2 separate regions of the Homo sapiens genome follow, and region 1 is linked to region 2. A link is an interaction called in ENCODE POLR2A ChIA-PET data of the cell type or tissue named here. Cell type or tissue: PC-3. All regions are shown on one strand.

Region 1 (4,000 bases), 310 kb after region 2:
AGAGGTGATGGGGCTCAGACCACAGAGGGAGTAGTGGAGACAGAACGCAGTGGATGAATTGGGGCGATATAATATTTCAGAGTGAATAGGCCTCAGTGATGGTTTGGATACGGGGTTAAGGGAGATGGGGTGTCAAGAATGATTTGTTAGATAAGGCTGTGTCACAAGCACAGACTTAGACCCTGAGTACTAAACAGGGAACCAGGCAAACAAAGACCCTGAATACTAAACAGGGAACCAGGCAAACAAATGCCTGCCTTCATGAAGTTCCAGGAGAGGAAAGGGATGGACAAGGACATGGGCAGTGATAATACGGTGTGATCAGGGTTGTCTGAGCTGGGTACATAGGAAGGGCACCCAGCCCAACATGAGGACCTGGAGTCACAGGGTCAGGAAGGGCTTCCAAGGGGAAGGGACAACCAAGCTAAGACTTAAAAGACATGAAGCCAGACAGGTAAAGAGGAAGGAGCATGCGCTAGGTAAAGGGATCAGCAGAGCTCAATAGTCCTCAATGGCGGGTGATTGTGCCAAACTTCCTGGGGATACTTGGCAATGTCTGGAGACAGTTTTGGTTGTCATGACTGGGGAACTGCTACCAGCATCTAGTGGGTAGAGGCAGGGATACTGCCAAACATCTTACAATGAATAGCACAGCCCCCAACACAAAGCATATTCAGCCCACAACATCCACAGTGCCACACTTGAAAACCCTGGCATAAAGGCCTCGCAGCACAAGGCCTGAGGCTCAGTCGCAGAACAGAGTGGCTTTGCAGCTGGCTGCAGTGTGGAGTCATGAGGTGGGAGGGGTGACTAACGATACAACTAGAGAGTTTAGCAGACACCAGGCCCTAGGGGCTGGAGGAGTTGCACAAGGGGAGTTTGAACCTATTGGCAAGGGTGCTGGGGAACCGATGAAAGGTTTTTAGCAGGGAAGTGACAAAATCAATCTTGGGGCCAGGTGTGGTGGCTAATGCCTGTAATCTCAGCATTTTGGGAGGCCAAGGCACAAGGATTACTTGAGCCTAGCAGATGGAGACCAGCCTGGGCAACAAAGCGAGACTCTGCTCTATGTTAAAAAAAAAAAATAGCCTTGGAATTACATCAAAGAGAAGGAGTTAGAATGAGCACAGAAAGGCTGGGAGGGAAGCAGAGGACTCAGGGAACTGTGGGCTTGCACATTGTCTAATGGAGTCACGGGAATAAGGAGAGGCTGGGCCAGGGGGTCTGCAGGATGCGGCAGGAGGGGGCTGTCATGTGACATGATACAGTTCAGGGACCTAATGGTTGCCGTGTCATCTAATCTAATATAGACACATGTTAGAAGCTCAGAGCATTCATTTAGATCATGCGCAGCTGATGAAATATAGTCCTGCAGGTCAAGGAGAAAGGAGCTTGAGCATTTGAATCCTGGTTCTGCCACTTACTCTGGCTGCTGTGTACAGATGTGCAGGCTGACTCCCTGCATGGGAGAGTGGGGGCTGACGTCACATGGGAGGCTGGTTTGCTCCACGCACCAAGACATTTGGAGTGCCTTCTAATTGGCACAAATGTACTCATGGGTTGGCCACAGCCCTGCACATGATCTTACACAAGTCAGACTGCTTCTCTGAGCCTGCTTAATACTGCCTGCCTTTAGCGTTGATGAGAAGATTAAGAAACAAAGTAGATAAATGCCTAGCCGAGGGTCAGCCACTTGGTAGGCACTCAAGAAATGATTGTACAAGAAGCTCCAGACCTTCAGTCACAATCCCCGCTGTTGCAATTGTTTCTGCCTCACCTGACAGGCACTGTAGTTGCTCAGGTGACCTCTGCAGCTGTGCTTTGTTCTCTGCGAGGCACAGGGAGCCAGCGGGACCCCAAGGCTGCAGCAGTGGGCAGTGGGTGAGCAGCTTGCATCTGGGTTGAGCCAAGCAGACACTCACAGTTGTCTTGCTTCCTCACAGCTGTGTGGGGTTTCATTTGTGGTTTTCTTCTGAGCATCTTAGAGGCACCGTGGAAAGTATGCCTCAGCCTGCTGCCAGAGAGATTCATAGCACATGAAACCACTGAAGAACACGCTCAAGTGAAAGAACGGGAACTATTGATCTCTGACCATGTGCCAGGCCCTGCCTTTCAGTCTGATGGAGTCTTGTGTAGCTGTCCTGCCTGAGACAACCAGAACCCAGGCATGGTAACAACAGCCGCTAATACATACTGTGGTAGCAGGCCTGCTGTGCGCCAGGTTTTGGGTCGACACCCAATCTGTTTTATCGTTTTAATCTTCGTCACAGTCCCATAAGGCAAGAACTGTTGAGGCTCAGAGGGGTTGAGTAAGCGGCTGTGGGTGACCGGCTTATAACTGGTAGAGCTGGGATCTGAACTACAGCAAACCAACGCCAGTGTGGGAGCCATTTCACCCCAGACTCTATGCCTGCAAAAAGTGTTATTGTGACGACCCCTCTTTTGGGCTCCCTGTGTGGGCTCTGTGAAATGGGTGTCCTTCCAGGGGTGTCAGGGAGAGCAGGAAGCCGCCTCTGATGGGATGCGCCCTCCCCGCCCAGGAAGTGGCGGCAGAAAGCGAGCCCTGAGAAGCCAGGGGCAGGAGCGGCCTCCGCGCGACACTGCGGCGCTCCTGATTCTGCGGCCTGGGGCCGAGCATGCGGGGCGGGCGGAGCCTCGAGCTAAGTCCCCTGGGGTCCCAGGGCCGCATTCCTCCGAGGTCTGCAAAGGCCACTGCTTAAAGGCGCAGAGGAGCAGCTGGGAACGAGAACAAAGCGGCCAGGCCCCCCTCGGAGGAAGGAAGGAGAGAGCCCCAGGAAACAGCTGATAGCGCTAAGCTCAGCTTGTTTTTTTCCTCTGCTCAACAGTTCTCCTGCCACGGCAAACAAAACATGTACATTCTGATTCCCTCTTCTGTTTGGATTGTGCTGTCGACTGGATCTGGTTTGTGATGAGCTGGGGGAAGAGGCATCCGCGGGCGATTTCTGGCTCGGCGTGCCAGTGTGCTTTTGCTGGGCCGCGCCGGGATCGCGGAGCTTCCTCTCCGGCTCCTTTCTCCCCGTCTGCGTCGCTAATCCAGCCTGGCCCGGCCACCCCAAGGGAAGACACGGCCGTTTCTTTTGATAGTGGAATTGGAGGTTGCCAAGTTTTCAGATTTAATGGGAGGTGGAGGGTTGCTCGTGTCCTTGACCTTGAAGGACCTGCGCACACTCATACTTTTTCATGGACTTGTAAAACTGTTAAGAGGTGAACTGTGCCCTCTCAGCTCCACCAGAAGCCCCTCCATGTTCTCTGCACTGCGAAGGTCACAGTCTGGTTCCTGGTTGTCCAGAGCCACACTGGGACTCTGTCCAGGGCCAGCCTGGGCCCTGCCAGTTCGGTTCAGAGTGACAGCTACAGGGTCAATGGAAGAGGCCAGCACCCAACAGCAAGAACAATGTAGGGGGTATCTGGACGGGCTTGGGATCTTAATCACACCTTAAGGTGTCTACCTTCCCCAATGTCTGGACACCTGTTGGTGACAGGTGGCCCTGATGGGACTAAGCTTGAGATTACTGTACTAGAAGGACTTCCCGCTGCCCCTGAGGGGATGGGGGAGGGGCACTGGCACTGCCAGGCGTGCTAAACCCCGTGAGGTCTGTTGTTCGATGTCGCCCAATGCTGGGTATACTTGGTTTTTGCCTGACCAGGTGTTGACTGTGTGGGTCTGGAAAGGGCACCATAAAACCCAAAGTAAAATAAGGTAAAACCCAGAAAAGGATAAAACACATACACACACACACACCCACACACCCCTCCACTAAGAGGTGCTGATACTCGGGCAATCCCTACAGCCCTGGGCATGGCGGTTCTGGTCACATGCACTGAAGGAGACGGTTCTGATGCTGCTGAGACAGAGGCGCAGGGCCCTGTGTAACTGCAGGAGTTAAACCCAGCTGTAAGAGGTCAGCGTGGTTGGACCTGCTCCACGCTGCTTGGCGCGTTCTCTCCTCCCACCCTACTCTGAGGAGGCAGTTCACAT
Region 2 (4,000 bases):
ACATGCTGCCTAGATATTTGGTCATAATAACAAGTATGAAAACACCTTGCAACTTTGAAATCAGTTTTCCCAGCTTCTACAACCACCCACAAAAAATTGTATCTAGCCTACGTTTAGAACACAGATTATGATCGATGAGCTTCTGCTCTCCTTGGCTGTCTCTGACAAAAATGAGCTGCTTGTGACAGACGCAGCCCCAGCCCAGTGTGAGGATTGGAAACCTCAGACCCTGACTCTTTCCCTTTCTCCTTCCTTATCTGACTCCTGAGCTATTATTGCCTTTTCTCTGCACCTAAGCTTTCTGCAAAGCCCAGACCCAGCCAGCTGGTTCTGTGGTCTGCTCTGATTTCCCTTGTGGATTTTAAATTCAGAATTCTAGGCTCATTTGTTAGCAGCTTCTCTGAACACATTATCTCATTTATTTGCTCATTCATTCATTCGTTCATTTATCAAACATTTAATAAGTGCCTTCTGTGTTCTTCTATATTTTCTATGCGCTAGGGAGGCAAAGACAAAACATTGTCCAGTCTTTGAGATGGTTTCAGACAGGTAAACAAACAGGAATAGTAAATGTGTTATGAGCACTACAATGATTATGTGTATTCTTATATACATGGTACATAATGGCCTAAAGGAAAAAGAGGCCAGTTCTGTGAGACAAAGTCAGGAGGTGAAGATTGGGCATTAAATGTATTGAAATATTTTCATTTGAACTTAGGCACTATTATTGGAAGATAAGTATGTTGATATGGTGAACAGAGTTGGCTGCCTACTCCATGTCTTACTGCTCCCCTTTCTGTGTCACAAGAAAACACTGGTTTGGTTCAGGCTTCAGGTCTCAAGTAGCAATGTACTTTGGGAAGGAGGGTTCATCCCCAGACCCAGGGGTATCAATGTTGCTTAGACTAAGAAAATTATATATTCCTTGTGATTGTAAATGAGCCTTAAGAAGATACCTCATGGTGGTGATTTACAGGAAAGCTACCTGGAAAAGCGTTCCTCCCTAATATTAGGTTGGTGCAAAAGTAACTATGATCTTGCCACTGAAAGTAATGAAAAAGACATTTTAGAAAAAAAAAAATACACCTTCCTGCCATTGGATGTTGAGATATTTGGAGGTACAGGAGCCATATTGTGACCATGAGGCAAAAGCCAAAAGAATTGCAAAGAAGCTAACCCAATAAAGTCCTGTTTATGAATGAATACAGAGTAGAAAATGAAACAAGTGAATGGCTGCACAACATTTCCAGTTTTCTTTTTACACTTATTGTTTTGTATGTTTTTATTTGTTTGGTTGGTTTTGAGTTTTGGGGGTTTTTGTTGTTTTTGTTTTTTGATTTGTTTTTTTAATAGATTTGGGGTCTCACTATGTTGCCCAGGCTCGTCTTGAACTCCTGGGCTCAAGTGATCCACCCAACTCGGCCTCTGAAAGTTCTGGGATTATAGGCATGAGTCACCATGCCCAGCCTACACCCATTGTTTTGTTTTATCACTAAAATGACAAGAATGCACTGCAGATGGAATGGATATGGCAAAATAGTTCAAAAGGAGGGGGATTGAGAAATAACTGAAGTCACACTGACCTAAGGGCATCAGCTGTATTGTGCTCAGATATTCAGGCCTTTAAAGTTCTCTTGCAAGAGGTGACAGAATTTGAAAAAAAAAAAATTCTATTTTTAGAGACAGGGTCTCTCTCTGTCACCCAGGCTGGAGTGCACTGGGATGATCATAGCTCACTGCAGCCTCAAATTCCTGAGCTCAAACAATCCTCCCACCTCAGCCTCCTGATTAGCTAGGAGTACAGGCAGGCACGTGCCACCATGCCCAGCTAATTTATTTATTTATATTTGTAGAGACAGAGTCTCACGGTGTTGCCCAGGCTGCTCCTGAACTCCTAGCCTCAGGTGATCCTCCTGTCAAAGTTGGTATTACAACCGACTGTTGGATTACAGGCATGAGCCATCACATCTGGCCTTGAAAATATTTGTACCGAAGGAGTTGGAGGTTTTAAGGTAAAAATTTGTCCACATTTTTGTCCACACAGCCTTGTCAATGGCCTTATTTGGTCTTCAAATGAAATGTTGAAAGTATGTTTTCTGAACATTTAAGGTCTCTCCTCACCTCCTACCACTCCAATTTTATTTTTTAAAATGCCAGTTGGATTTAGAGATTTTTTTTTAATAATGTAATTAGTGCATAATGCTTAACATCAAACAGTACTCTGATGGGGCAAATGGGGAAACCAAGTCATCAATGATCAAAGGAACTTGCTTTCCCACCAGTCCGGCAGAAACAGTTCTGTCTCATGAGTGTCCAGCCCTATGAAAATGATCTACATTTAAATATTAAAAAGAAAGCACATTTCTCTTCCTCCTACTCGCCAGAAAAAATGTAATAAATAACTCAAGGCCAGGAGACAACCCCTTACAATGCCATGTTATAGGTTGGTGGGTGCTGATTCAAAAATATGCCGTAACAGACAAGTTATGGAATTAGTTTCTAGCTGCAGGTTATAGTCTTCTTATTAAGAGACAATGTAGTTTTCCTACATCATCTGCCATAAAGCAAGCCAATGTATGGGTTGAAATGACTGAATGAGTTTAAAACTGGTGAAGAAATAGGAAAAGACATAGTAGTGAATGGTTGCTCATCAGAACGAAGAGTGGTAGGGATAGAAGGGATGGCCTTTAAACACATTCATTAATAATTTGAGGAAGGAAGTGAAGTTCAAGTTTGTGATGATGCAATATTGTTCCAGTTACTAAACATCATGAAGAAAAGAGAGGAACTCTAGATGAATTTAAAACATAATGCAAGGGCAATAAGGGGAATGAGATGTAACAGCCTTCTCGTAATTATACTGTATGTCTTGTTAGTCTTTAGAAAACTTTATTTTCGGCCGGGCGCGGTGGCTCACGCCTGTAATCCCAGCACTTTAGGAGGCTGAGGCTGGTGGATCACGAGGTCAGGAGATCAAGACCACAGTGAAACCACGTCTCTACTAAAAACACAAAAAAAATTAGCCGGGCGCAGTGGCGGGCGCCTGTAGTCCCAGCTACTAGGAAGGCTGAGGCAGGAGGATGGCATGAACCCGGGAGGCGGAGCTTGCAGTGAGCCGAGATCGCGCCACTGCATTCCAGCCTGGGCAACAGAGCAAGACTCCATCTTAAAAAAAAAAAAAAGAAAAGAAAGAAAGAAAGAAAACTTTATTTTCCAAATATTTTATATTAAGGAAACATTGACATTACCCAAGATCTCTTCAAAGTAGGCAAGTATCAGTAAAAACAGAATAATTAGAAGTGACTTCGGATGAAAAAGCAATGGAGTTTGGGGATTTTAGTGAAACGGTATAAGTCCGAAATCTGCAAAAGGAAGACTGTCTGGAAGAACAAAAAAGTGGAGTGTCCCTTTATGTAAAATTGTTTTCATACCTTTAGTGACCATTTAGTAACAGAGTTATGCACTTGGGGTTAAGCTAGTGAAAAGGAAGGGAAGTTAGAAGATTTTGACACTAATGGACAAAGATATTGATACTTTGTCCATTGGATACGTTTGTCCATTGGATACATTTGTCCATTTGTACATTGATACTTTATCCATGGATACATTTGTCCAAAGGTTCAAATAATTTCTCTGTTTATTGGAGAAAGAAATAGATGGATGAGGCATCGCTTGGCCAAGCAGGAGGAAGGCCAGAATCAGGCTGGTGAGAAAAGGGGCTCAGTGTGGCTGGAGATCAGAGGAGTCAGGTACGCTGGATCCAGTTCCAACTCTTGGCTGAAGAATTTGAACTTTAGTCATTTCTAGCATTGTTCATTACCTGTAGTGTGCTCTTGCTAGCTGGCTGAAGGGATAAATGAAGCCACTGATGTCCTCTTGAGCAGGCAACTGATAAGCTCCATTTTTTTTGTTAGGAAAGTTAATTTAAGTGGTATGTAGGAGGAATGAGAGGGATGGGGGACTTATTACCAGAGTTCCAGTCAAAAGCATGAGGTCAGTT

Evidence for each region. ChIA-PET counts read pairs that join two places held together with the same protein. Peaks named below come from ENCODE experiments on the same cell type or tissue, not always from the same donor. Only the 100,000 strongest peaks of a DNase experiment are listed, where the experiment ranks them.
Region 1: POLR2A ChIA-PET joins it to region 2 with 5 read pairs; 4 of 35 experiments call an interaction of 5 or more read pairs at or near these places.

Annotation. Positions count from the first base shown.
Region 1 is chr3:141,794,706-141,798,705 of GRCh38, forward strand. The region is part of intron 4 of GRK7 (G protein-coupled receptor kinase 7); the gene reads left to right. Among named protein-coding and RNA genes, the nearest start is that of GRK7, 33 kb to the left of the region's middle. RefSeq lists enhancers at 2,125-2,184, 2,855-2,974. In PC-3, no CTCF peak of the experiment used is centred here; no DNase peak of the experiment used is centred here.
Region 2 is chr3:141,480,958-141,484,957 of GRCh38, forward strand. No RefSeq gene overlaps it. Among named protein-coding and RNA genes, the nearest start is that of RASA2, 4.1 kb to the right of the region's middle. In PC-3, no CTCF peak of the experiment used is centred here; a DNase peak (open chromatin) is centred at 1,504.